Linked DNA regions of Homo sapiens: region 2 is linked to region 1. The links are chromatin contacts, found by Hi-C or POLR2A ChIA-PET in ENCODE. All regions are on one chromosome and are shown on one strand. The core of a region is the stretch at or near the end of the contact, and the rest is flanking DNA. Distances in the headings are between cores, read along the strand shown. Region 1 holds the start of ZDHHC1 (zDHHC palmitoyltransferase 1). Region 2 holds the start of CTCF (CCCTC-binding factor).

The links. Hi-C counts contacts between places; a loop is a spot of excess contacts on that map. ChIA-PET counts read pairs that join two places held with the same protein, here RNA polymerase II (POLR2A). Pooled maps may share reads with other maps.
Region 2: a pooled map shows a loop between it and region 1 (3-fold over the local background). The contact joins the promoter of CTCF here to the promoter of ZDHHC1 in region 1. A Hi-C loop is called at or near these places in 5 of 50 pooled maps. POLR2A ChIA-PET finds 5 or more read pairs at or near these places in 5 of 52 experiments (B cell, H1, activated T-cell and 2 more).

What each region holds. Positions count from the first base shown.
Region 1 is chr16:67,414,722-67,418,085 of GRCh38, reverse strand. It overlaps ZDHHC1 (zDHHC palmitoyltransferase 1), which reads left to right and starts at 1,609. Exons shown (of 12, transcript NM_001323627.2): 1 at 1,609-1,915. LOC124903702 (a long non-coding RNA gene) reads right to left here and starts at 2,183. Exons shown (of 2, transcript XR_007065093.1): 1 at 1,943-2,183. RefSeq lists an enhancer at 1,063-1,720 and a silencer at 1,553-1,942.
Region 2 is chr16:67,560,877-67,564,240 of GRCh38, reverse strand. CTCF (CCCTC-binding factor) reads right to left here and starts at 1,715. Exons shown (of 12, transcript NM_006565.4): 1 at 1,517-1,715. CTCF-DT (CTCF divergent transcript) reads left to right here and starts at 1,932. Exons shown (of 1, transcript NR_158165.1): 1 at 1,932-2,830. It overlaps LOC124903703 (a long non-coding RNA gene), which reads left to right and starts at 791. Exons shown (of 2, transcript XR_007065094.1): 1 at 791-946. RefSeq lists silencers at 644-743, 1,264-2,273 and enhancers at 497-1,359, 2,504-2,553, 2,574-2,623.

The DNA of each region.
Region 1 (3,364 bases), core at 360-2,859:
GAGCCACTGCATCCAGCCTCATCCTTCACCTTGATTTCTGGGTCATGATCTCTGTTTGACCCGAAGTTTTCCAATTCCAGATAAGAGTTAAGTAGTCAGCTTGTACTCTGAAGCCAGAATAGCATTGATATTTATCTCACATTGAGTTTGAGTTTATCAGTCTTGAAAACAAGAATTTAAGTAATAGGTTATGTCACTTGCACAAGGACCCACACACCTGTCATGTGACAGAGAAGGAGTAGTTATGTTGCCTAATAAAACATACAATAAGTATGCTTGTGACTTATACATTTTAGAGATAAGGATGTTTTCTTTCCCTATCTGTCATATCTGCCTTGGAGATGCGCACAGGACAGATAGCAGAAGACAAAGTGTCTTCCTGTCTTTTGAGAAAGCCTGAGCTCATAGAAGATTCCATTCTGAGTGTCCACAAGGAGAAGAGGAGAGGGGACTTTTAGGGAAACCAAGTTAGCAGGGAAGTCTCCCAGGTAGAGAAAGGGAAGGGAGGCTGCAGGCCATGGAGCAGAGGAAGCAGGTGTCTGTCCCTGGCAGCCCCAGGGAGAGGCAGGGGCCTCAGGCAGGGATGGCCTCATAGAGCCCAAACCTGAAAATCTTTGTGGACTGGAGCAATGGTTGTGGCCTCAGTACCAGACAAAACCCTGACCAGAGAGTTTTTTGCTTATTTGTTTTTGATTGTTGTTTTTTGCTATAGGAAAACATGAGTCCTTTGGAATTACCTAGCTAAAAGGAGTACAGTGGAGACTGAGACTGAATTTCCCGGCCGGGCAGGGGCTCACGCCTGTAATCCTAGCACTTTTGGAGGCTGAGGTGGGCGGGTCGCTTGAGTTCAGGAGTTCGAAACCAGCCTGGGCAACATGGCAAAACCACGCCTCTACAAAAAAATGCGAAAATTAGTCGGGCGTGGTGGTGTTCGCCTGTAGTCCTAGCTACTCTGGAGGCTGAGGCGGGAGGATCGCCTGAGCCCAGGAGTTCGAGGCTGCAGAGAGCCGTGATCGTGCCACTGCACTCCAGCCTGGGTAACAGAGACCAGTTTAAAAAATAGAAAAAGACTGAATTTCCCATCAGCCTGGAAGATTGGGGCTTGATTTTTGCTTGATTTAAAGGCAATAAATAAATGAGATATTTTGTGCTGCTTATTTTAAGCTCTTACGCTTCTCGCTTTATATTCTGGGGTACCTGCATTTTTAGTGGTGTAATTTATTTGTCTAGATCTGTTTGCCTCTTAACCTGTAAGCTCCCGGAAGGGTCGGGATATCATGGATGTTCCAGCACATACGCTCATTGAAGTGTGCAGGTTGACTGGGGTTGGGGGAGGTCTCTTCTTGAGAGCGGTGGTCTCAGGATAGAAACTGGAAGGGGGCGCTTTTGAGATGTTAGGATTTCGGGGAGACAAGCTGTGACTCGGGAGTAGGGAAAAGCGGATTTTCTAGACGAAAGGTTAGGAAGAATCTGGGAATGGGCCGACTGGGGCACCAAGAGGGTCCCTGGCAAGCCCCGCCCTGGCCGGGGGACCGGCGCGGAGTGACGCAGCGCGGTTTGGCCGCTGTGGGGCGCCGTAGCCCGCGCCGTTGTCAGGGGAACGGGCCCAGCGCCGGACGAGGCCCAGCCAGTCTGGGTCTGGCCTGGCCGCCCCTCCAGCCTGCTGGAGCCGGAGCCGGAGCCGGAGCCGGAGCCGGAGCCGGAGCCAGAGCCAGAGCTCGAGGACTCACCGGCCCAGTCTCCGTCCGGGATGGGGCCCCGCTCCCGGGCGCGTTGCCGCCCAGTCCCGGGGACCGTCCCTACCGCGAGGGTCTGAGGCGCGGCTGCCCCGGGGAGGGTGGAAGGCCAGGCGTGGGGCCCGAACCTCTGGCTGACTTTGGCAGGGCCCATCTGGCACGGCCTCCGCGGCGCGCAGGTGAGGAGTCCCCGCCCGGTTTCTCACCTCGGAGCCTGGCTTGAGCCACGGGGTAGCGGATGCTGCCGCCTGGCCGGCTTTGGGCTCGCTTCCGCCTGGAGCCGGTGGCCTGAGTTCCAGGGCCCCGGCAGAGCGCGGGGCTTCCTTTTAGCATGCATCAAGTTCACAGATCTTCCTTGAGCGCTTACTCTTTGCCAGGCTCTGTGCCAGGCGTGGGCACAGAGGACTCCCAACAGACGTGGTCTGTCTCCAGAACCCAGAGCATTAAGGAAGGGGGCTGGGAAGCGGATGTCATACATGACTAAAGTGATTTCAGGTCGGGTTAGGCTCTCTGGTATTGAAATGGAGGGGTTGGTCATGGAGGGTCTGTTTTAAAAGGAAACCATGGGAAGAGTTTTAGTTTTTTCTTTGAGACGGAGTTTCGCTCTTGTCACCCAGGCTGGATGGAGCGCAGTGGCACGACTCGGGTCATTGCAACCTCCGCCTCCCGGGTTCAAGCCATTCTGCTGCCTCAGCCTCTGGAGTAGCTGGGATTACAGGCGCCCGCCGCCACGCCCGGCTAAGTTTTATATTTTTAGTAGGGACGGGGTTTCACCATGTTGGCCAGGCTGTTCTCGAACTCCTGACCTCAGGTGATCCACCCGCCTCGGCCTCCGAAAGCGTTGGGATTACAGGTGTGAGCCACCGTTCCCAGCCAATTTTTTATTTTTTTGAGACAAGGTCTCCCTTTGTCACCCAGGCTGGAGTGCTGTGGTGTGAACATGGGTCACCGCAGGCTCCGGCTCCCGGGCTCAAGCGATCCTCCCGCCTCAGCCTCCCAAGTAGCTGAGACTACAGATACCCGCCACCACGCTCAGCTAATTTTTTAAGGTTTTGGTAGAGATGAGGTCTTACTATTTTGCCCAGGCTGGTCTCGAGCTCCTGGTCTCAAGGGATCCTCTTGCCTCAGCCTCCCAAAGTGCTGGGATTACAGGTGTGAGCCACTGCAAGCGGCAGAAGAGTTTTTTATTTTTTGTTTATTTTTATTTTTATTTTCCAGATGGAGTCTCGCTCTGTCACCCAGGCTGGACTGCAATGGCACAATCTCGGCTCACTGCAACCTCCACCTCCCGGGTTCAAGCGATTCTCCTGCCTCAGCCCCCCAAGTCTGGGATTACAGGCGCCTGCCACCACACCCAGCTAATTTTTGTATTTTTAGTAGAAACGGGGTTTCAACATGTTGGCCAGGCTGGTCTTGAACTCCTGACCTCAGGTGATCCAGCCACCTTGGCCTCCCAAAGAAGAGTTTGGATGAGTTTCACGTTTGAAAAGCTCACTTCACTCTGGCTGCTGAGCAGCATGGTTGTGACAGACATACCGGGAAGTCAGTTGAGGGCCATCCTAGTTCTGCCAATCTAGCTGTGCCTCCTAAAATAACTCATTTAGTGTCTCTGAGCCTCAGTGTCCTCA
Region 2 (3,364 bases), core at 466-2,965, 150 kb before region 1:
GGAAAAGCAAAAGACTCCCGCAATTCAACGGGATGCTTTTTAGTGAAGAAAGAAAACTTAAGGACCGAATAAATTTAAATATATGCCTTGTTTAACTTCCTTTCCCACCTATGAGGACTTGGTTTTTAACTTTCCTAGTTGATCGAAACTCAAAGTATGAAGACTACGTATGCGAATGTTTACTTAACGCTGAACTCGGGGCTACAGGAAGTCTCCTACTAAACAGTAGTTACATTAGGCGTAGATATTTATAAACCATCTGCAGCAAGTGACCCAGGATTCAATTACAACATCAACCCTCATATTTCATCGCATGGGCAAATTACCAGTCGAGTCAAGAATAAACTCATTCTGCCCTACTGGCGCTCTAGATCGAGTTGCACAATCCTGGGGCAGAACCGCCTTCACCTAGCCCTAGAGCATCAGGTACTAAGTTAGTGTGAGGACATTTTAAAGCGGGAGGGAAACTCAAGGGACTTAGCCCATACTCCCAAATTCAGAAATTTGTCACGTCACTTGAGATCAGAATGAAATTTAAGTTTCAGTCCCTTTGAGATCTCTGAGCGCACAAAGTCAGGCTGCTATCACTCGGCTGGGGAGTCCGAACCCGGCTGGATAAAAACTACTTGGTGCGGAACTCGCATCTTTTCCGCCCACCGTGGGGGGGCCGCACCGGTCGGGTCCGGCCAGGAACCCGGGCGCGAGTTTGGGGGCGCAGCGGGGGCGGCGAGCGCGCGTCCCCCCGCCCGCTCAGGCAGCGTAGAGGTGCGAGCAGCTCAGCCAGCCTTGCAGAGGGAGCTCTCGGCAGCTCTGGGGTCCCTCTGCTCGCAGCCGCTGCAGCGCCGCCTGCGCCACTCGGCGGAGACGGAGACCAGCGGCGGCGACGCGCGGACTGGGAGCGACCGCCGAGCAGCCAAGCAGCTGGGAAGGCACGCAGGCCGGCAGGGTAGGTTCCGGGGACGGGGCTGGCTGGAGGAGGGGCAGCCCGAGACGCGACGGCCAGGGCCCGACACCCATACGGCACCGGGACCTGGCTTAGCGCGCGGCGGCAGTCGGTCCGAACCCTTAAGCTAGGCGGGCGCCGAAGCCGGGACGCGGAGATAGTGTCTCAGCTGGGGCCACCCGCCGCGGGAGGGGCGGAGGACACAGGACAGAGGGCGGGCCGCGGCCGGGCGATCGGCCGGCCAAGAACCGGCCTCGAGGGCAGACAAAGGAAGGAAAATGGAGTCGCCGGGCGCGCGGGCCTCTGCCTCTGCCGCCGCCCGAGGCCTAGCGCGCTGCCAGGAGGGAGGCCTAGCGGGCGGGCGGGCGGGCGGGCGTGGGGGTGGGGGGGGCGGCCGGGCCACGGCGGCGACGGGCAATGGCGGCGGCCGCGCCGCAGCAGGGACGGTAGAGGGAGACAAACACCCCCCGGCGGCGGCGCTGGCGCCGGGCTGCAGCCAGCGCCGACCGGAGCGGCCCCATCGTGACACCTAGAGGCGGCCCGCGAAACCTCCTCCACCCCGGGCCCCCTTACCTCCGCGCCACACCCCCCGCGGCGCCCGCTCCGCCGCCGCTCCACGGCTCCGGCCACCCGGCGTCTCCGGCGAGCTCCGCGCGTCCGCACCGGCCACCGCCGCCGCCGCTGCCGCCAAAGAAGCAGCTCCGCGCACGGTTTAATCGCTCCACAGGCTCAGACACAAAATGGCGGCGGCGCGGTGCAGTGCGCCTGCGTCGGCGCTGCCGGGGCCGCGGGTGCTGATAAGGGAAGGGACGGGTGGGGGGACCGGCCGGGCGGCGAGTAGAGGGCGGGGGAGGAAAGGTGAGGGGAGGGGTTGGCGCAGGGCAGCATGGGAGGCGGCCCCGGGCGCCAACTTTCAAAAGCGGGCGCGATGGCGTCACGGGACGCGCCGCGAGTCGCGTCGTCACGCCGCACGCGCCCTCGCCGGGTCGCTCGTGGGCTCTGCCGGCGCCGCGGCGTCCTGGCTCCCGCTGGGTGGGGCTTCCTGGGCGGAGGCCGCCGCCCCTGGGCGGTGCCGGATCCAGTCCGCTTGACCTTATTCCCTAGCTGCTGTCTCCGGCCCCCTGAACCCGTACAGGGTTGGGGAAGTGGGGGTGGCTGGAGGAAGCGCGCGCGGGGCAAGCCAGTGGGGCTGAGGAGGCTCCCGGGCCCGGCCCCGCCCAGTCTCCGCCCCAGCCAGGCCCGACCCGCCCTCCGAATGTCTTACAGCTGCCCGCCCCAGAGTAAGGCCCGGTCGGTTCCCGCGCGCTCCCAGCTCCGTGCCCGCGAGCGACGACTGGAAGGGCTGTCCTTGCTCAGCGGCTTTTGGTGATCTCTCCGCCCTAGAAGAGGGCCACCTAAAAGCGGGTGCGAGAGGAGAGTGGGAGGGCCTCCTCTTGGTGTCCCCAGGCCACCTCAGCCCGGAGAGGTGGCGGAAAACCAGACTTGATGCTTTAACACGTTCATAGCAATCGCTTTTTACTGAAAGGAGTTTCTGTATTTAGCGCTGTGTAATTCTGTGGAAACGTGCATTTCTTGTCTTTGCGGGAGAGCTGTTCTCTGTGGGCGGAGACCTTCAGTCCCACCCCTCCCCAGGAGGCGCCTGCGGACCCTTCCCAACCTGCAGTCAAGTTGACCAAGAACTGACTGCAAGGTGCTGGTGGCTCTGGGATGAGAGCCTTTTGGTACTTACAGGGAATATGACTCTTCCCTTAGATATCAAATGGACCCAATATCTAGGGAGCAGCTTCTTCTCCATCCATCTGACCGTTCCGTTGTGAGAATGCTGGCCCAATAACATACTCTTTTTTTTTCCCCTAAAGGAATAAAAAAATCTGTATTTTTAAGATGTCAAATCTCCAGAGTTTTTAGATGTTAGCAACTGAATCAGATGTTTTTAAACTTCATGAGCTGATTAAACCACACAGATGAGCTGTCAGTTTACGACCCCTGGCTTGGCTTGGAGGAAAGAGTGAAGAGAAATTCCATGGCCAAATCCTGGGGCACTCCAATATTGGGAGGGTAATGGAGAAGGAGTCTGAAAGGCAGCATCTAGGAAGTCATGAAAGCTAGCGCTGAGTTGTGGAATCCCTGGGCAGAGAAGGTTTCAGGTAGGAGGCATCAGCTGAGCGGTGTGATAAACTTGGGCCAGAGATGTGGCTATTGGATTGGGTCACCTTGCAAGTCACTGGAGAATGTCACTGATGGCCTTGGCTTGATTCACGTGAGTATATCAGGGAGGTGGACCTGACCGGAATGGGTTAAACAGTCACCAGGAAAGTGAGGAAATGGAGACAGCACATGTATGCAATTTGAGAGAGGTTTTGCTGTGAAGGGACCAGATAAGTTTGGGGATAGATATAGAAAGAAATCTTTTAAAAGATA